Regions from separate parts of the Mus musculus genome. Here regions 1 and 3 are each linked to region 2. A link is a loop called in an ENCODE intact Hi-C map of the cell type or tissue named here. Cell type or tissue: left cerebral cortex. All regions are shown on one strand. Each heading gives the region's core, and the rest is flanking DNA. Links, peaks and the distances in the headings are about the cores only.

Region 1 (6,273 bases), core at 1,274-6,273, 170 kb after region 2:
AAAGGTTGGTTGTAGCCTACTTTGGATCAGGTTTGAACATGAAAATCTACAGTACCTATACTGCTGGCCACAAACACATATAAAGTCCTATAGTGGTTAAAGTATATAGTTATACAAAGTGAGTAGGGTTTCTTTCTTTCTTTCTTTCTTTCTTTCTTTCTTTCTTTCTTTCTTTCTTTCTTTCTTTTTTTTTAAGATTTATTTATTTATTATATGTAAGTACACTGTAGCTGTCTTCAGACACTCCAGAAGAGGGAGTCAGATCTCGTTAGGGATGGTTGTGAGCCACCATGTGGTTGCTGGGATTTGAACTCTGGACCTTCGGAAGAGCAGTCGGGTGCTCTTACCCACTGAGCCATCTCACCAGCCCGTGAGTAGGGTTTCTGATAAAATACTAGTTCTGGTGATCTCTAATGTGAGCCATTTATACTCCAAGGAAGCTTAAAAATCCATTTTGGAAAACAAATATTGTCCAGGTGCTAACTAAAAAAAAACTTTCTAAAAGTCCTATTGTTACTCTGTAGGTACCAGGCATCTGAGGGATGCTGAAAAGCATGAATGCATTTTAAGGAAGAATGACCAATAGGGAGACGGGATGTGAAAGCATGGGCGAGTTGTTCAGTGTGGTTGTCACTAGCTACAAAATTCAGTTCCTCAATCACACCACCAGCACCTCCAGCATTTGGTGCACATTTGGCCAGCAGGAACTCTCCTGAGCAGTATAAACACAAGACCTCAAGGTCTTAGATAGAACAGCACTGTAGAAGCAATGATTGAAGCAACAGGAATTGAGAAGACTTTTTGGGGCCTGGAACTCATGGTTCTATCAGGTTGAGAAGACTTTGTGTAATAAAGACTGCATTTGAATAGTAGAAGGACTGTTGCAAAGAAGTGACTACTGTTTTGTTCTACTTGAGGCTTTGAGGAATTTGATTGTTGGCCTGAAGCTTTATTTTGAAACAAACTTTGATATTATAGCAGGGAATAACCTTGACCTTCTGGTCTTGCTTTCGCTTCCTTGGCGCTTTGATAACAGGCAAGTGCTACCAGGCCTGAGTTAGGTAGCGCTGCAGATGGAGCCTAGGGTTTCATGAAAACTAGGCAAGCATTCTACCAACTGAGCTGTATCCACAACCCCTTGAATAAGAAACTTTATAAAAATTATTTATTTTTATTTTATGTGTATGAGTGTTTTGCCTGCATGTATTTATGAGTTCCACCTGTGTGCCTGGCATCCTTAGAGGGCACTGCATCCCCTGACACTTGACAGTTGTGAGCCATCATATGGGTGCTGGGACTGGATGTGGATCATCTGCAAGAGCACCAAGTGCTTTTAACCACTGAGCAGGAATAAAAATTTAAAAAGAACAGAGCTTTTGAAGATGGCTCAGTGGGGAAGCACTTTTTAAATAAATGTGAGGTCTTGAGTTTGAATCCCCCAAACTCACATAAAGTTGAGCATATTTATGTCAGTAATCTCAGTGCTCCCATTGTGAGATAGATAAAGAAGAAACTGTTCCCAAAAAATCAGGGTGAAAGTTTTTAGATATCTGTGGTTGTCCTATGATCTCTACTCATATATTCCACCCAAAAACTGTTAAACCTTTTATCAAAGCTACCGTTAAATTTGATTTCCCCTGGCACAGCAGTTGGTTCTCTGAATCCATAGATTAGGCCAACTGGATTGGAAATATTTTGGGGGAATTGTACTGAACATATGTAGACTTTATTTTTACACTTATGCAATATAGTGCAACAACTATTTATACACACATCCCATTCTTTAAAAAAGGGGTTTCTAGCTAAGGCTGTCAAGGATGTGTAGAGTGGGCTGACTTAGAACTTTTTGGGGGGAATTCTACACCTGCCTCAGATGTACTGAGATTTACGGATGTGGGCCATCATATCATGCCTGGCAAAGACACAATTTCATTTTTCATTGTACTGGTTATTATAATTAATGCAGAGATAATATAAAGTACATGGAGTGTGCATAGGTTCACATGTAAATAGCCTATACTAGGAATCTGACCGTCTTCCAGTCGGTTAATCGGATTAAGGGTGTCCTGAAAGCATTCTCCCATTGATACTGAGAGACACACGCATATTTAAGTGCATTCTGCCTGTCTATTAGGTACTGTGGAGTTGATATTTTTTAGGTGAGGTTGTGACGGCCTACTAGAGCTTACTTTTCTCTCTACAGTCAGATCAGTCTGTCTGAGTAGGAGATGAGACTATGTGGTAGAATTTTCCCTAGCATGCGCAAAAGACCCCGAATTTCATCCTTAGCCCTGCAAACAACAGTCACTTTGTAAAACCAGAAGCCCTATCCCTACCCCAACTCCTTTTGAGTGTACACGGCTGTATTTTAAGGGTTGTCAAATTTCCACTTCTGGGAGTCCGAGACATTTACAACTTTCTGAAACATACTTTGGCAGTAATCATTTGCCTTCATTAGCCCTAATTCCTCTAGTCTCTAATCACAAAGAAGTCAAGTACTCAGTTGCTGGATGGGTTACTGGAGGGGCACTAGGTGGGCGTGAAGATGGAGTCGGTAGAATATAAGGGCAGCAGTATCCTATCAGCGATCTGCTTACGGAATTAGAAGATGTTTTAGCATGCTCGTATCTGTTTTCCTTATCGGGTTCCAGGTACCAGCATAGGCAAGTTATCACTGAGATTCCTAATTGCCTTTCGCACGTGCCGAATCTATAGGTCTGGACTGGCTCACACACGACCTCCGGTGGACTCACCCAATTCCAGAGCAATTCATCTATCCTCATGGCCTTTTCCCATAAAATCTGTACTGAGTCAACTTACACAGAAGTCCAATCTCTGTTCAGCTTCAAGCAACTTGAGGGCATGGAGGGGCAATTCAGTTTCCAGTGCCTTCCTGGTACCCAGGACCTGACAAGCATCACTAAATACTGGCAGGGCAGCTGCAACAAGGGAGGGGGGCACAAAGAATTCTTACCCAGACGCCTAGAAGCTTCCCTGCGTTGCTCTCGGAGCCCGGAAGAAGGCGGGGAGCGGGGAGCAGCCCAGCGCGCGCATGGAAGGCCGAGGTGCGTTGCGGGCTGTGCCCCCAGGGCGAAGGCCCGGAGGCCGACGAGAGGCGCGGCCAGGCCGAACTCCTCGTGACGCCTCCCCCCCTTCTGCCGCTGCTAGTCAGGTGATTCCGGGCACGTGATAGTACCACTTACCCTGTTGTCCCAGAGTGGCAGCCCGCCCAGCCAATAATAAACCGAAGCTTGGCGGCGGCCCAATCGGAGCTGGGCTTATGGGCGGGCCCTGCGGCGGCTACTGCCGGGGGCGGCGGCAACAGCGGCGGCCTGGGGAGGCGGCGGCCTAACCTGGCCTGGCCTGTCAGGGCGCGGGCGGTGGTGGTCCAGCACCATGTCCCTGCAGTACGGGGCGGAGGAGACGCCCCTGGCCGGCAGTTACGGCGCAGCCGACTCGTTCCCCAAGGACTTCGGCTACGGCGTGGAGGAGGAGGAAGAGGAGGCAGCGGCGGGTGGCGGCGGAGGCGCGGGGGCCGGCGGCGGCTGCGGCCCGGGCGGCGCTGACAGCTCCAAGCCGAGGATCCTGCTTATGGGGCTCCGGCGCAGCGGCAAATCCTCCATCCAGAAGGTGAGCGCCCCGCAGCCGCCGCCTGCCCTTGGTTTTGCCCGGCCCACGGCGCTCAGGTGGCGGGTGCCCAGGAGGCCTGAGAGGGTGGAGGCCTGGCGCTGCGTCCCCGGGCACTGTCCACACCTGCGAGCGCAGAGCCTGGGCGCGGTTCGCCCAGGGTCCCCGACCTGGGCCTCCGAGGGTCGAGGGGGGCCAGGAGGCGACGCTGGCTGGAGGGAGGAGGCAGGTGCCGGTCACCGCCCTAGAACTCCTCCCTTCTGGTCGCTGCCCTTGTGGCGTTGACGAAACCGACCCGTCGTCCCCGGTTCTCACGCGGAGAACTTGGTGAGCGTGCTGTCCCGCCGCATCTCACTTAGGTGACAGGAGTTTTCAGGGATCTCCTCCCAGCCTCTGGACCGTAGCGGCGCCTGAAAGTGTTGTGGCGAAGACACTGGGCATCTCAGTGTTTGTTGTCAGTCTGTTGGAGACTTCTGTAAAAACATTTTTTGGGGGGGGGGGCGGGGGGGGGGACTCTATCGCTACACCTACTTTATTTAGAACTTGTAGCCCTGTGGTTGCAGTTACAGGTGACAGTCCCCAGTAGCTGGTCACAGCGATCTTTGGAGACGGTTTTGCAGGCGGACAGACATCAGTGCATTTGTTTTCACTTGGGTCCGTCGTGAACGAATAGAATGAATGCCTAAGGCTTTGTATTTTTAGGGAAATAGAGGCAGGGTTGATTTCTTTCAATCAGCCATTCCCATTACAAACAGAGCGAACTTCTGGTAAAACTACGGTCACAGACAACCATGCTTTCCCCATTTCCACTCTGACACAAAGGTCTGTCCAAACAGAAATCTCTGGTATTTTGTAGGGGTGGTGTTTTTAAAAAGCAACATCGCTGCCTACCCCCACATCTTCCGCCCCTGCACTTGCTGGACAACTGTTTTATTTTCTCACGTCTGTGTCAAAGTTAGACCTTTGGGGGGAGTGCTTATGCTAAGTAACTACCACTTGAAACCTATGAGAACTTTTTCTCTCTTCCAAGTTAACACTGAGAGACAAATTTGCTGTATGTTAGGGTTGTATCAGGCAAGCCTTAAAGCTACATCTCCAGCCCTGCTGTGGTTTTTTTGTTTTCTTCCTGTATAGCAGGCTGGCCAAGAACTGACTATGTAGCCAAGGGTGACTTTAAGCTCATCCTGAGCTTTCAGGTACGAGCTATCAGGTTGGCTTGGCTTGGTGCAGGTGCTGGAAGCCAGGGTATTATGCATGATAGGCAGGCTCTGGGACCACACTGAGCTACACCTTTGGCTCCCTGCTGTGATGATTGGCAGCTTATTGTTTTTACCATTTCCTGCCTTATGGAGCTGCCTCTTCCCTCCTCCCCCAGGTCTCCCTACTTCTCACTCTGGACAGTTTTACCTACTCAGGATCCCCTCCATTGTCTTTATTGTTCCTAAGAGCCTGAGGTAGGCGTGTGTGTTATTTTTGAATGAACACAAAGTCTCAAACATTACCTAGAATAGTTCATGATCTTAAAGCGGGTCTTGACAAGTTTAAATCTCTGATCACAGTTGTAATATTGGTACCACAGGATTTCTATGTAACTTTGGCAGTTAAATAGTCACAACGTTGTCTCTGTTTCTCTTAATAAAACCCAATAGGACCTGGCAAGGTGGTACTGTAATTTCAGTACTGGAGGAGGCAGAGGCAAGAGAATTGGATTTTGAGGTTAATCTGGGCTATATAGCTGAGGCTCTTTCTCAAAACAGCCCTCCTCTGCTCCCCTCCAAAAAGTTACAAACCCTGAGAATAGAAAAAGCAAATACACGGAAACCGTATGGGTCAGAGATGGTGGCACGAGAACACAGTTAAAGTAGTAAGAGAAAAACTCATCTTCAAAGTGGACTGAGTGGAAATTAACTTGGTGCCTTTTGTCAGAAATAGAAGAATAAATAGCACCAGTGATTGACTGTCCTATTATTACCTTATTTATTTATTTTGCATCAAGGTCACAGTTGTAAGGTTGGTGCCATGGGATTTCTAATATGACTTGTATAGTTAAATAGTTACAAAGTTGTCTCTGTTTCTCCTCACAGGTGGTGTTTCATAAGATGTCACCCAATGAGACTCTCTTTTTGGAAAGTACCAACAAGATTTATAAAGATGACATTTCCAACAGCTCCTTTGTGAACTTCCAGATTTGGGATTTTCCTGGGCAGATGGACTTCTTTGATCCAACCTTTGACTACGAAATGATCTTCAGGGGCACAGGAGCATTGATATATGTCATTGATGCACAGGTAGTTAGGCATGATGGTGTGTGCACCTCTCTGGTGGCAAAAAGGCAGAGAAAAGGAGGAAAGCTGTTTGTCTCCTTTGTCATGTGCTTGAAGCTACTCTCTTTCCAGTAGATCCCCTTATACTGCCTGCACCTGACTCCAGACTCTCAGGTGTTTAGGAGCTGCCATTTACATAATGAACCGTTACCATTGGCTTTCTACTTTTATTGGTTAATAGTAGATACTGCTGTACTTCATTAACTATTACAGTGGTCACCTCACCCACTGAAGTATCCATCGATGGCCACACCGTCAGGGAGAACATGAGAAATGAGTCCATTATAATGGACTTTCCTGACCTGTTAAAGTGGAATTTCTT
Region 2 (7,852 bases), core at 1,225-6,224:
GTCCTGGAGCTCACTCTGTAGACCAGGCTGGCCTCGAACTCAGAAATCCACCTGCCTCTGCCTCCCAAGTGTTGGGATTAAAGGCCTCCGCCACCACTGCCCGGCTAGTTATTTTTAACTATGCAAATTTCCTTATAATACTTAGGATGTTAATCCTTCATTCTCATCACTATTTAGCTTTTAGTTTCTAGGTTATTTATCAGGCTAAATTCCTCCTTAAAACTAATGTTTCTGAGCTACTATAAGACAAAACTAAATAACTTTCAAGACTCAGCCCTATGTGGGGGATGGAAGAGCACACCTCAGGAGGCAGAGCCAGGTGGATCTTTGTGAGTTCTTGACCAACTAACTAGGCTACCTACCTTAAGAAAGTTTGTCTCGATGCCCTCCCCAAACTCAGCCCTAAGGCAGGCATGGAAATAGGAGTCTGTTATTCCACTCAGCATACAGGAGGTAAGGGTAGGAAGAACAGGAGTTCAAACTCAAGCTTGGCTACGTGGCAATAACAAGTGGGAAGCTACTCAAAGTCAGACTGACTCTAAACCAGGCAATGCATGCCTCAAAACCAGAGTTCAAGGTCATCCTTAGTTGTCTACTGAACTTCTCAAATCCAGCTTGGGTTATGTCTCCCCCCAACCCACCCACAAAAAAAGGGAGGAAGAGGAGAAGGAAAATAAAATCCCATTATTAACTAAATTCCCCCTTAGATGACACCATTGTTATTTGGTATATTGAGATAGCCCTGGGTAGCTTGGAATTCATTCTATAGACCAGGCTGGCCCTAAGCTTGTAGCAATTCTGCCTCTCAAGTGTGGAGAGTATGGGTCGCCAAACCCACTTAGTCTATTTGTAGAGCAACTAGCAACATCTCTATTTTATCCTTGAATCCAGAGGACATGTTCTACCTAAGCTAAAACATTAAGTAATAGATTAATTCTTCATGTTTCTTTCATGACTGACAGAACCAAAATCTAATAAGCATTAAGAAACAAGGTTTGGGGGTGTATTTAATACATTAAAAAGTTAAAAAATATAACTGAGCTGGGCGTGGTGGCACACGTCTTTAATCCCAGCACTCGGGAGGCAGAGGCAGGTGGATTTCTGAGTTCGAGGCCAGCCTGGTCTACAGAGTGAGTTCCAGGACAGCCAGGGCTACACAGAGAAACCCTGTCTCGAAAAACCAAAAAAAGAAAAAAAAAAAAAAAAAGTAACTGAGCTCAGGGCATTTAGTTCCCCAGAGCAAACTGAGGTTCTGGTTTTCAGAGTCAGCATGCCCAACAACAAAGACGACCTCATTACAGGACTCTGCCATACTCAGTCTCTGAACACATTTTAAAATGATCACTAAACAACTGTGCTCAGCTGGACCACTACACAAATGGTATAGAAAATTAAGTACTGAGGAAATAAAATTTTTGTTTCAACAGACATTTATGCCTCTGCCTTTTTGAAATGGGGGTCTTCCTATGAGGCTCTGGCTGGTGTAGAATTTTTAGGTTCACTTGATCTTCCTGCCTCAGCCTTGCCTGCCCCTGCTTTTGGGGCCCTTCATAAAAACAAACAAGCAAAAAAAAAAAAAAAAAATCTTCCAACTGTTCAGTCATTCTGTGGGTGAGGCTATATATAACATTAAGTCACCAGGGAATTTAAATTGAAAAGATTGCATTGTGGGTCAGACTAGGTAATGGATGCAAGACTCTATTTAGAAATGATTCTTGGAATCAGCCGTGATGGGTTACAAGTCTGTAATTCCAGTCACTTGTGAGGCTGGGGCAGGAGGGCTGCTGAGTTCAAGACAGGCCTGGACCACACTGTGGGTTCCAGGCCAGTCTAGAGAGTGAGACACTGTCACAAAACAGCAAAGTGAAAGACTATTCAGATTAACAACCTCAAGGAAAAGATGGAGAAAGCAGGTCTAGTGGAAAGAGCAGAGCCACAGTTAAAGGAAATGGATGATACGACGACGTGAACACAGGTAAAGCTCGAGAGGACTGCTGGTGGCAGCAGTATCCTTGAGGGGCTAAGCACAGGAAGGAGGAAATGAAAACTAGAGGCACTAGAGACTGCAAGATGTAAGGGGGAAAAATGATTTAAAGGGACTGCAGGTTTTCCTAATGCTTGAGGAACAACAATAAGAAGAAAACAAAGAAACAACTTGGCCAAATCCACTTTTGAGGGATTATTTCTGGGATCCCTCTAATTTGCTGAATATGGGTGCTGAAGCGCGTTCCCTCCTCCTACTGCAATATGATAGGCATCTTTACTGCCCCATGAGTCCTTCTTTTTGCCTTGTCTAAAACGAAGTGCCTTACTCAAGTCGAGTCACTGTATTAGATATTTGAATTTTGAGTACAGAATCTCTGTATACTTAAGGATTCTCAAATACTAGCCAACCAACTACCCACTTCAAGCCATACCCGAAACAAGACAATAGCCACACGATAAAACAAGGTCAGTCCGTCTCTTAAGAAATAGTCTGGTTGAAATTGCATTCCATGGCTTCTGCTCCCTAAAGAATTCTAGAAATCAAGTCTTCCTAAAAGCACCTTGCGGCGCTACATACGCTCACGCCCCTTCCCCTCTATCCGTCTCCCGCCCCACTCATGGCTGGGTTCGTGAGCAGAATCCAATTTTCCATGGCCCACTGGATCTCCCGGGAGGTTCCGCACAAGCGGAGGCAGGAGGGGCTTCAGGGACACCAAGAGCCTTCGGCGGTCTGGGGTATCCCCACCTCATTTTGGTGCCCACCCCTCAGACTCTCCAGCTCCAGGAAACCCGAAAACCGACACTGTGGGGTCACTGCCCTTCCCGGATGTCTCTCGTCCCCGGAAGCAACCGGGCCCAGCAGCACCCCAGTTCCTTTTTCTCCCAAGGCCGATATGGGGTGCGGAGGTGATCTCGGCCGGTGTCCACGACCCCCGCACCCTCCCCGCCCCCCACGCCCGGGCCTGGCTTCCTGCCAAGTCCGCAGCAGCAGCGCAGGTTACCGGGAGTTGGAAGACGACGCTCGCTGCCGGGTGGGGCAGGCTGCTGGAGGCTCGCCGGCGGCGTCTGCATCTGAAGCGGCGGCGGCTCGGCGTCCGGGGGCCTGAGGCCCGGAGTGGGGCCGGGCAGAGGGGCGCAGCGTCGCCGCTTCGGGGAACCGGGGCTCAGCAGCGCCGCCTCGAACTCCATGGGCCGCTTCAGTGTCGCCCCGCACGCCATCCCGCGGAAGGGCCAGAGACCAGACGCAGACGCGGCAGCAAGGACTGCCCTGGATCCAACTCTTCAGCTACGGCTCCCAAGCCAAGCCGGCTCCAATGGCGCCTCCGGCACCCGGCAGCCGCGCTGGCCCCGCCTCCTGTGACGTCACGGGCGTGCGCCACCGCCCGGCAGAGGGGAAGAAGTCGGAAAAGGGCCGATCCGGGAGGCCCGCGAGCCTGGGCTCGGCCCATGGCGCCCCCTGCGGAAGAAGTAGGCCGGTCTGGGCGGAGAGCGTGGTCGCCTAGCAACACCCCCGCCCCCGCCCCTCCCAGGGCCCCCCCCTTCACGCTCTCTGCCGGAGTGGCCTGGGAGGTCTTTCGCACCTGCGCGGCAGGGGCCTCGGGGGCGGGGGATGGGAGAGACCCTGGGAGACCGGGGTTCCCTTGGCCGCGTGACCGATAAAAGAGGTGATTCTAAAGGGTTATCAAAGGATTTTGTCTTGAGTCCCAGGAAATCTTCACAAACATAACCGGGTTATCTAAGGATAGACTTTATTTAATCCACGAACCCTGTGCAATCATGGGCAAAATTGGAAGGGGAGGTGTGTTACAAATGAATGTATTTTGGGGATAGATGACCCGGCCATTAATCGGATCACTAAATGGATATGTGTTACGCAAAAAAGGATTAAAAGGAAAAAAAAAAAAACAAAAAACAATCCTACCAGAAAACTCACTGGCTTAAACTGTCTAACCAAGTGATACCAGGGTGTTAGGAACTTCCCCTGATAGCTGATTTGGCAGTTGGCTTCCTCATCCGACTTGGCAACTCAGACTGGTTCTTCCTCGGGTCAATCGAGATTCTCTGCCGTACTGTTGGCTGGAAAATGCTTTTGATATTCAGCAAATGAATAGAAAACAGGGAGGTTCTGCTTTAGGGAACTCTGGTTGTAATTTTCCTGGGGAGTAACTCCAGTGCTTTCAAATACATCAATAGAGTCATCAGAACAACACCTCCACATTCAAAGCCTTTCTGTAATTATTTGTATATTAGTGGCTGTGATTCCTGTAATCTGGCTTTAACATTATCTCTGTAACAGATTTTTCTAGAACAGTCCAAATTTTAGATACTCATTTCTAATTGCCAAGATGGCTGTCACAGTACTTCAACACACTTGGGGTTAGACAATAAAGGCATACTATCTCCAATCTTCCTCCTCCTTCTCCGCCTCTTCTTCCTTCTCCTCCTGTTCGTTTTGGTTGCTTTTCTCTGAGTCCTCTTCCGTTTCTACAAACTCTTTAAAGATCATAACATAGGTCATATACTTTCACATTTATTTCTGTAAAATATAAGACAGCACAGCATACCAAATTGCTGGTTTTCTGTTTGTTTTGCCATATTGGGATTCAAGCCTCCCTAGGCACATTACCCATGTTAAGTTTATTTTAGCACATTTATTGTCAATATAGATGTAACGTGGTTTAAACTAAAATCTAGAAATAAAACATTAGAGTTTTTTTTAAAAAAAAAAAACCTCACAATTATCTTGGTGGTAAATGACTGAATTTAAAATTCAGTTCTGAGCTTCTTGAAGGCTAAAGAAAAATGAAACCATAGTCATGATGAATAGGTGTTATCTGAATGGAACCAGTTCACCAGAGGACACAGACCATCATTTTGTGTATCACTTTAATTCCAAAGGTAGACTGTCATGACTTTATTAGGAAACAATGATGTAATAAAGCCTTTAAGACCGCTTGCATGGCTGTTTCTATGTTCAATAAAAGCCAAGGACATGAAAAGCCACTTCACGATGGTTATTTTTTAAGGGGACCTAAGAGCATCAAGTAAATTGTTTTCTTGTGGTATAAACAGATCCAAAGTGAACGATTAGAAGACTTGAAAAGTATGTCCCTTGGGTAGTCATTTTAAACACACCTCTCTTAGTAGGGTTTTGCTACGTGCTTTGGTAGTCACTCTGTGATCCTTTAAAACATTGAGTGTGCCTTGGAATATTAGTGTTTTAAAGGAGGAAGCTGTAATTTGAATATATGTCTAACTGTGCTTCAAAACCATACATTCCTTGAGAATAACAAGGAAGCCTTTATTCATCTGTATTTCCCCACGACTTGCACAGTGAATGTGGCAGGAATAGACACGGAATAAATATTAGTCAATGAATAAGTGGTAATTATTATTCTATCTCTGAAAGTTGATAGACCACATTGTTGAATGAGGTGGTTTTTAGATGATTCAGAAGCCAAACAAGTAGGTGGTATATCCTATGAGATGTTGCAAATGACAGTGGCTCAGAGACATGCCTCTGAGGGAGGTGGATGGGCTGCTCTGACAGGATGGAAACGCAGTCCTTATGAGGTCACCACACTCCAGGTCAACTTTGTTGTGAGTGATACAGTGACTCGACTAGGCATGTACATGCATGCACCCAACACACGTAATTGAGCATCTCTGTGTAAGGCATCAGGGCAACCAAGCTTTGTTGCTGTAGATACTTGGATATGAAAAGAGGCTTGCTTCCTGTCCTCCAAGGGTTTCTAGTCTGCTAGAGATGACAGATACTAATGAAACAGTCACCACAACAAATATCTAATTATAATCTCTGACAAGTACTGGGAAGGAAAGGGACAGGAAGTAAGGTGAGCATACAACTGGGAGTCTTAAGCTATCCTAGAACCGATAACAACGGAAGAAGCAGACGTTAAGTTAAGAGCTGGCAATGTAACAATGTAACCAGGAAAGTGTGCTAAAAGAGGGGCCTCACCCAAGAAGAGACAACTTATAGAAAAGCCTATGAAATGCTGGAGGAACCAAAGAAGTCTCAAGTGGCTGTGGCCCAGAGCATGATGAATTCAGAGAGATAAAAACTAGAACTTTGTGGTTAGATTTACATGTGAAAAAACTCCTGGCTACACTATGGAGAACAGGTTGGAGGGGATGAGAAAGATGTGAAGGAGATAAATGTTTAAAGGAGGGAATTGAAGCCAGGTGTGGTGGTCTGTAATTCTACCACTTGGTAGGTGGAGAAAGATCGGGGCTACCCTCTGCTATGTGGCAAGTTGGAGGCCAACCTGGACTATAAAAAGACTTGGTTTCAAAAACGACCCCAAATCTCCTTATACCTCTACTCATCTCTCCCTTTCCACTAACACAGACAATGACCTGCAGCTATGGAGGAAAGTAGCTGTCGATGGTGAAGGGAGCGTAGAAGATGGAATCAACAGAGATCCTAGTGAGTCTTAGTGAGGAGACAATAGTGCATCCAGAGTGAAGGTGACAGTGAGTCCCAGAGTGGAAGTGACATTGAGTTCCAGTGTGGAGGTGACAGTGAGTCCCAGGGTGGGGGTGACAGTGAGTCCCAGTGTGGAGGTGACAGTGAGTCCCAGTGTGGAGGTGACAGTGAGTCCCAGGGTGGAGGTGACAGTGAGTCCTAGGGTGGAGGTGACAGTGAGTCTCAGTGTGGAGGTGACAGTGAAGTCCAGTGTGGAGGTGACAGTGAGTCCTAGGGTGGAGGTGACAGTGAGTCTCAGTGTGGAGATGACAGTGAGTCCCAGTGTGGAGGTGACAGTGAGTCCCAGTGTGGAGGTGACAGTGAGTCCTAGGGTGGAGGTGACAGTGAGTCTCAGTGTGGATGTGACAGTGAAGTCCAGTGTGGAGGTGACAGTGAGTCCTAGGGTGGAGGTGACAGTGAGTCTCAGTGTGGAGATGACAGTGAGTCCCAGTGTGGAGGTGACAGTGAGTCCCAGTGTGGAGGTGACAGTGAGTCCCAGGGTGGAGGTGACAGTGAGTCTCAGTGTGGAGATGACAGTGAGTCCCAGTGTGGAGGTGACAGTGAGTCCCAGTGTGGAGGTGACAGTGAGTCCTAGGGTGGAGGTGACAGTGAGTCTCAGTGTGGAGGTGACATTGAGTCCCAGGGTGGAGGTGACAGTGAAGTCCAGTGTGGAGGTGACAGTGAGTCCCAGTGTGGAGGTGACAGTGAGTCTCAGGGTGGGGGTGACAGTGAGTCCCAGTGTGGAGGTGACAGTGAGTCCCAGTGTGGAGGTGAGGGGTGGCAGGGTTTACATGTTCCTGATTGGCTTTCAATTTTCTCAGAGCTATTTCATGAGAAAGTTTGTATATGTGGGTGCATGCATGAGTGAGTGTGCATGTACCTATGTGTGTGCACATGACAGCCGCAATACACACGTGGAGTCAGAGGATAGCTTGTGGAAGTCATTTCTCTTCTACCACCTGAGTCTCAGGGGGTTGTCTTGTCAGGTTTGGTGGCAGGTGCCTTTGCCCACTAAGTTATCTCACCAAGCCATTTTTCTTGAGACAGAGTCTCATTAAGTTGCCTGAACTGCCAAGCACGGTGGCTCCCCTTTGTAATCCCAGTACTTGGGGAGCTGAGGGTAGGAGGCTCAGGAAATCAAGACCAGCCTCAGTTACATAGCTAGTTTGGGATCAGTCTTTACTACATGAGACTCTGCTTCTAAACAAAACCAAAACTTGTCCAGGCTGGTCCTAAACCCACTCTGCAGTCTAAGTAGGGCTTGAACATATAATATTCCTATCTCTGCCTCCTGAGTATCTGGGGCCACTGTCTGCTTTGTTGTCAACTTGACACAATTAGAACCATCAGAGAGGACAGAGACTCATAGTTGAGGAAACC
Region 3 (6,273 bases), core at 1,274-6,273, 62 kb after region 2:
CTTAGTGTTGATTTTATAAAGAAAAGAGTTGACTACACCCCTAAGGTCTGTGAGCATTGGACTTCCGTGGTGGCGCACGCCTTTAATTCCAGCACTCGGGAGGCAGAGGCAGGCGGATTTCTGAGTTTGCGGCCAGCCTGGTCTACAGAGTGAGTTCCAGGACAGCCAGGGCTACACAGAGAAACCCTGTCTCAAACAAAACAAAACAAAAAAGCTAAAACAACAAAAAAATTTTTTAATTACTTTTATTTTTTGTATAGGTGTGTACTACAATGAATGACGTGTAGGATGTGTGTGTGTCTGTGTGTGTGTGTGTGTGTGTGAGAGAGAGAGAGAGAGAGAGAGAGAGAGAGAGAGAGAGAGAGATTGTCTTATCTGCCCCGAATCCCTGCATTTTAAAACAGTTAAAAAATATGGCATGGTGGTGCACGCCTTTAATCCCAGCACTAGGGAGGCAGAGGCAGGCGGATTTCTGAGTTTGCGGCCAGCCTGGTCTACAGAGTGAGTTCCAGGACAGCCAGGGCTATACAGAGAAACCCTGTCTCGAAACCCCCCCCCCCCAAATATGGTGAAAACCTGATCCAATTTGGGGCCACTTGGGAGGTTTAGGCCATTTTGGTGATCTTTCGCTGCCTCCTAGCTACAAAGAGGAAGGACCAGGAAAACAAAGTTTTCCAGAGAGTCCAGGAAAGAACCACAGCCTGCAGACCAAAGGCTCACCGGTCCCGCGCCCCGCCCTCCACCCCCCACATTCACATTCATGTCTGTTTTAGGCGGAGGGAGGACCCAGACAATGGCTGTTGCTCACGAGATGGAGATGGAGAGTGTGAATCTGAACATGGAGAGAGAGGGAAAGGAAGAACCGGAGGAGGAGAAAATGAAAGGGAATGGAGAAGGTAAAGACTTCCCCAGGAGCAGAAAGGTCCACAGGATCGTCTCCAAGTGGATGCTTCCTGAGCCAGTCCGAAGAACATACTTAGAGAGAGCCAACTGCCTCCCGCCGCCCCTGTTCATCATCCTCATCAGTCTGGCTGAGGTAAACGCCGCCCTGCTGAGGGGCCTCACATCACTTCAGCCTGGAGGCTGCGAAGTCAGGACAAAACCTACCTAGAGAAGAAACCATGTAGGAAGAGAGCACAGAGGGACGGGAGTTGCGCGTATGAAGCCTCCACCCCCTACCAGCTCCTGAGCTGATTTGCCCAGTCACTGCCCACCCAGGGGTTGGTTTCATCCACATCAAAAATCCGCTGCCAGGGTTGACTTCGGGAGCTTCATTTCGTTTTAGCTAGAGCGATCTTTAGAAACCTTGGGCCTGCTAATTAGCCTTTTTATTTTTATTTTATTTTATTCTTTTGAGATGGGATTTGACATTATCACCCAGGCTGACCTCTCACTCACTATGTAGCTCAGGCTGGCCACACACTCACTATAATCCTTTCGTCATAATCACCTGGGTGTTGCGATTCTAGGCATGCACCACCATGCTCAGCTTGCAAATTGACTTTATCTCATGAAACAAAATAGACTGGTTGGTCAGGTCAGTCTGGGGTATATATTTAGAACAGTCACCAGCTGCCTGAGCTTTCGGAGGGAAAATGTGGCATTTGCTGTGGGTGTCTACTTTGGGTGGACGGGATATATTCTCAGACTATGACCTGCTTAGCTTTCTTGGTTTCCCGAAGGAGGGCAAAGCTCAGAGAGGTGAGGTGAGTCACCCAAGGGTGCGTCTCTGTGACTGGGAAGGGCCAGGTTCCTCCCGTGCTTTGTGATACGAAGGTTTTTCTTGGAGACTGCTGTCTTAGGAGAGATTGCTGCCTGGAGGGCATGACTTCAGGGGCATTAGGATGTCCCTAGCACAATCAAGCCTCTTAATTCTCTCTAATGCCTGGCTTTGGTGTCAGGGACTGCAGTAGTTGGAGCTCCCCAGCAGAATTGAATCAATAGGCTGAGGGAGGTTTCAGCTCCACAGTCTTTAGGGTAAGCTGGAGACCCCACCCACCACGTGATGAGTTCAAGGTCGCTTACTAGTGTAATTCTTTTCCTCATCAAAAGCAGTCTTTTTCTATTAAGGCTTTCGCCTGATTGGGTGGAACTCAGCCACGAGATGGAGAGAAAGTGGTACCAACTTAAATGCCATCCTCACTTCAACAAATGATCTCAGATGAGCATGGTGGCATGGCCTTGTCATCTCAGAACTTGGAAACTGAAGCAGGAGGATCTTGATTTAAGGGAGCCTGGACTACAGTAAATTTGAGGCTAGCCTAGGCTATATAGTGAAATGCTATAACTAAGTAATTTACTAACTAGTGAATAACCAACTAACTAACTTACTTAGTAGCTAGACAATACACAAAAAGCAAAAAAAAAAAAATGTTCATAGAAACATGTGGAATAATGTTCAGAGATATATTCAAGTCTATCTGAACCTTGACAAATTAAACATAAAATTAACTGTTGTAGGAACCAAACCTTTTATGGCAAATGTGCAAGCATTTCTAGAGGATTATTTTGTCAAGTCTGATTGGGTTTGAAGGACATAGCTCTCCACTTTTTTTTTTTAAATGGGGTTCTATGGCACGACTAGGAAGCATTAGGAGTGTCTGGAGTGTCTGGAGTCACTGTATATCTGGATTACCTGGATACTGATACATCTGGACATACCATTCTGAGTATATGTGAGAAAGAGGGAGACACTGGAGAATACTGGGAGATGTTCACATATTTAAGAATAAGGCAGCACAGCTCTGACAGCTGTAAATTCTGTGAGCTTTGAGAGCACAGCGCCCCACAGTGAGGTCCTGGAGCAGGTGCCAGGGTAGCTGGCTCTTACAGGAGGATGACTTGTAGACATTGCCTTGTTGATAGAGGGCTTGCCCAGCACACTCACTCTCCAAGGTCTTGTAAAACCAGGCACAGTGGGACACACCTGTAATCCCAGCACTTGAAAACTGGAGACAGAAGCTCAAGAAAAGTCACCCTCACTGCATAGCAAGTTCAAGGCCAGCCTGTGATTCATGAAACTATGTTAAAAAAAAAAGTAAGAAGGGAGAAAGAAAGAAAGAAGGAAAGAAAGAAAGAAAGAAAGAAAGAAAGAAAGAAAGGACAAAGAAGAGAAAGAAAAGAAAAGAATGGAAAGGTTGCAAAAAATAGAATAGAATCCCCAATTCTTCCATTGTTAATATTACATAGCTCCAAAGTACCTTAGTTAGATCTGTTTGGTATATCATTGGCTGAGGAACCCTTAACAGAAATGCTCACATCAGAAGTGGTTCATGTTTCTGAATATTTCTTTTTTTTTCTTTTTTATATTTATTATTTAATTGTGTGTAAGTGCAGGTGCCTGCAGAAGCCAGAGTTATTGGATCCCTCCTGGAGCTGAAGTTACAAATGGTTGTGAGCTACCTGATATGTGTACTGAACTCTGGTCCTTTGGAAGAGCAGTGTATGCTTTTATTCACTGAATCATCTCTTCAGCATCCATGTTTCAGAATATTTCTGAGTTGTTTTTTAATTATGTGTATATATGTGTGGGAATGGGGCGGGTTGGGCATGTGAGTGCACATACCCTTGGGTGCCAGAAGGGGGCGCTGGATTCCCTGGAGCTGGAGTTAAGCAGTTGTAAGCTGTATGATGTAGATGCCAGGAACTGAATTCAGGCCCTTCCCAGTTGCAGTGTATGTACCCTTGATGGCTTAGCCATATTTCCAGTTCCAATTTTGGAATATTTGTATAGACTTTAGTGCTCCCAAATCTTAAACGTTGGGTGTAAGGAGATAGTTCAGTCAGTAAAGTACTTCCCATGCAGGCATGTGGACACGAAATCAATCCTCAGAGCCCATGTAAAGGAGCCAGGAGTGGTGGTTTGTGCTTGAATCCTAGCACTGGTGAGGTGGGGACAGGTGGATAGACCCCCGAGGCTTGCTAGCTAGCCAGCCTAGCCTACTGTTTGAACTTCAGGTCACTGAGAGTCTCTGTCTCCAAAAGCAAAGTGTGTGGCACCCGAGGAAGGACACCTGAGGTTGACCTCTGGGTTCCACATGTATGTGCACACACATGAGCACTGGCATATACACACAAACTAAAACTTGCTTTTAACAGTTTTATTTTTTTAATGTATATGGTGTTTTGCCTGCATATACAGAGCTATGCACCACGTGTGTGCCTCACGCCCTCAGAGGCCAGAAGAAGGCCATAGATTCCTTGTCACTGGAGTTAGAGACGGTTGTGAGCCACTCTGTCGGTGCTGGGAATCAAACCTGGTCCTCTGGAAGATCAGCCAGTGCTCTTAACCCCTGAGCCATCTCTCTAGATTTCTAAAACATTTTGAAGTGTCATGTTGATGCTCAAAAACTGAAAAATTTGGAGCATTTGGATATCATATTTTGTAACCAGGAGGCTGAAGTTGCACTCTTAACTAAACTCCAGACTTAGATTTGATCCTTTTTCCTCACTAATGTCCTCTTTCTCGTCCTCTGGTCCTTCCAATACAGGGTTTCACACTGCGTTAAGTTGTCCTGCCTCCTCAGGCTCCTATGATTCATGGCAACTTCTCAGTGGTCTATGAAGACCCTGATAAAGATGAAGTATATTGGCCAGGTACCTTGTAGAGTGTCCTCATCTGGGGTTGTCTGAGGTTTTTTTCTTTTCATGCTTAGAATAGAGTTGGAAGTATAGAGGAAGAAAGGCACAGGTTAAGTGTCTTTCATCACATCATGAGGTAAATGACATCACTGGGACGCTAGTCATCATCACTGTAGTAAGCCAGACTCTGTCTGACAGGCTTCTGGGCTGTGAAGATAAAGTGAAGGAAGGTGAGGGACAGGGGCTATGTAATTAGGGAGGGCGCTAGGGAACACAGTGACAGCAAAGTGTCAGAGAAGCCAGGAGAAGGGGACTCAGAAAGTCATCATTACCATCTGGTCCATCACCTGCTCATCATGAGGACATATGACCACGGTGGGCATGGTGGAGAGATCCAGTTTCAACATCTTCTGAGCCCACAAAGAGCTAACCATTCAGACACAATTACTGCTTGTGGGTTTTAATGGGGCCCAGCTCCTGAGAGAGCTTGGTTAACATGCATGATCGCTCCTCCCTGACAGCTGGCTGTGTTTATTTATTATGCGGTGTGGAAGCCACAGAAGCAGTGGATCACCCTGGACACGGGGATCTTGGAAAGTCCCTTGACGTACTGCCCTGAGAAGAGGGAGGAAGCCTGGAGGTTTATCTCATACATGCTGGTCCATGCCGGGTAAGGAATGATGGCCCAGTCAATGCTGTCCAAAGAGTTCTTAAGTAATAGTTAGGCTGGTCAAGGTGGTGCATGCCTGACATTCCGCACTAGGGAGCCAGAGAGAGATCATGGCAAACTTGAGGCCAACATGACCTAGATATAGAATTTCAGGCCAGCCAGCCACATAGCCGGACTCTGTCTTAAAACACAAACAAAAACAGGGTGTGTGTAAGAGATGACTCAGAGGGTAAAGACACCGTCCAGACCCAACAGCTTGAGTTCGAGCCCCAGAACTCATATAGTGGAAGGAGAGAGCTGAATCCTGCAAGTTGTCTTTTGACATTTACACACACACACACACACACACACACACACACACACACAAAGATTTTAAAATTAAAAGAAAAAAAGAACACAGCAGAGAGAAGTGGGGCACTCCTTGAATCCCAGCACTGTGGAGGCAGAGGCTGGTGGATCTCTGAATTGAAGGCTAGCCTGCTTTACACAGAATTCCGGGTCAGCCATGTCTACCTAGTGAAACGCTGTCAGGGGACAGGGGAATGAAGGAAGAAACCCAAATCACCACTAATCTGTTTGGAATTTTTGTTATGATTATTATTATTTTTATTTGTGTGTGTCTGCCACATGTGCAATGGTCCCCTTGGAAGCTAGAAGTGCTGTGCTCTGCATAACCGTCTAATTCTGGTATTGATATATGAATATTAATGAGACAAGACCAGATCACTATCAAACCAAGAGTTATCAAACCCTACTTATTGGATGTTGTCCAGTGCTCCATTTAGGTGACGAAGGAGTTGAACTGAATCACCAGACTGCCTCTCCCAAACATATTCTGTAAAAAATTAACCTGTGAGCACTTGGACTGATGTATGGGACTTGTTGTGTATCAGTTAAATAGCAGCGTACGGAGGTATGTACAGGATAGAGAAGCAGTACAGGTGGAGCTGGACAGAAGGCACAGGGAAGAGTGCCCGCCCTGTGGGCATGGTCTCAAGTGTCTGCAGCCCCAGCACTGAACA

What was found. A loop is a pair of places that touch in the nucleus more often than their neighbours do. Peaks named below come from ENCODE experiments on the same cell type or tissue, not always from the same donor. Only the 100,000 strongest peaks of a DNase experiment are listed, where the experiment ranks them.
Region 1: a loop joins it to region 2, with 3 times the contacts of the local background. A loop is called at or near these places in 7 of 42 quality-filtered maps.
Region 3: a loop joins it to region 2, with 2.4 times the contacts of the local background. A loop is called at or near these places in 2 of 42 quality-filtered maps.

What each region holds. Positions count from the first base shown.
Region 1 is chr4:123,914,138-123,920,410 of GRCm38, forward strand. It overlaps Rragc (Ras-related GTP binding C), which reads left to right and starts at 3,296. Exons shown (of 7, transcript NM_017475.2): 1 at 3,296-3,630; 2 at 5,712-5,915. The coding sequence starts at 3,397. It also overlaps D130007C19Rik. In left cerebral cortex, for the core only: no CTCF peak of the experiment used is centred there; DNase peaks (open chromatin) are centred at 3,225, 3,888 and 4,514; H3K4me3 peaks cover 2,867 bases; H3K27ac peaks cover 1,623 bases.
Region 2 is chr4:123,746,961-123,754,812 of GRCm38, forward strand. Akirin1 (akirin 1) reads right to left here and starts at 3,339. Exons shown (of 5, transcript NM_023423.3): 1 at 2,988-3,339. The coding sequence starts at 3,204. In left cerebral cortex, for the core only: CTCF peaks have their summits at 2,070 and 3,413; DNase peaks (open chromatin) are centred at 1,882, 2,255, 2,672, 3,383 and 1 more place; H3K4me3 peaks cover 2,781 bases; H3K27ac peaks cover 2,550 bases.
Region 3 is chr4:123,809,141-123,815,413 of GRCm38, forward strand. Rhbdl2 (rhomboid like 2) reads left to right here. Exons shown (of 8, transcript NM_183163.2): 2 at 774-1,036; 3 at 5,103-5,251. The coding sequence starts at 794. Among named protein-coding and RNA genes, the nearest start is that of Rhbdl2, 24 kb to the left of the region's middle. In left cerebral cortex, for the core only: a CTCF peak has its summit at 3,557 (motif pointing right); a DNase peak (open chromatin) is centred at 1,584.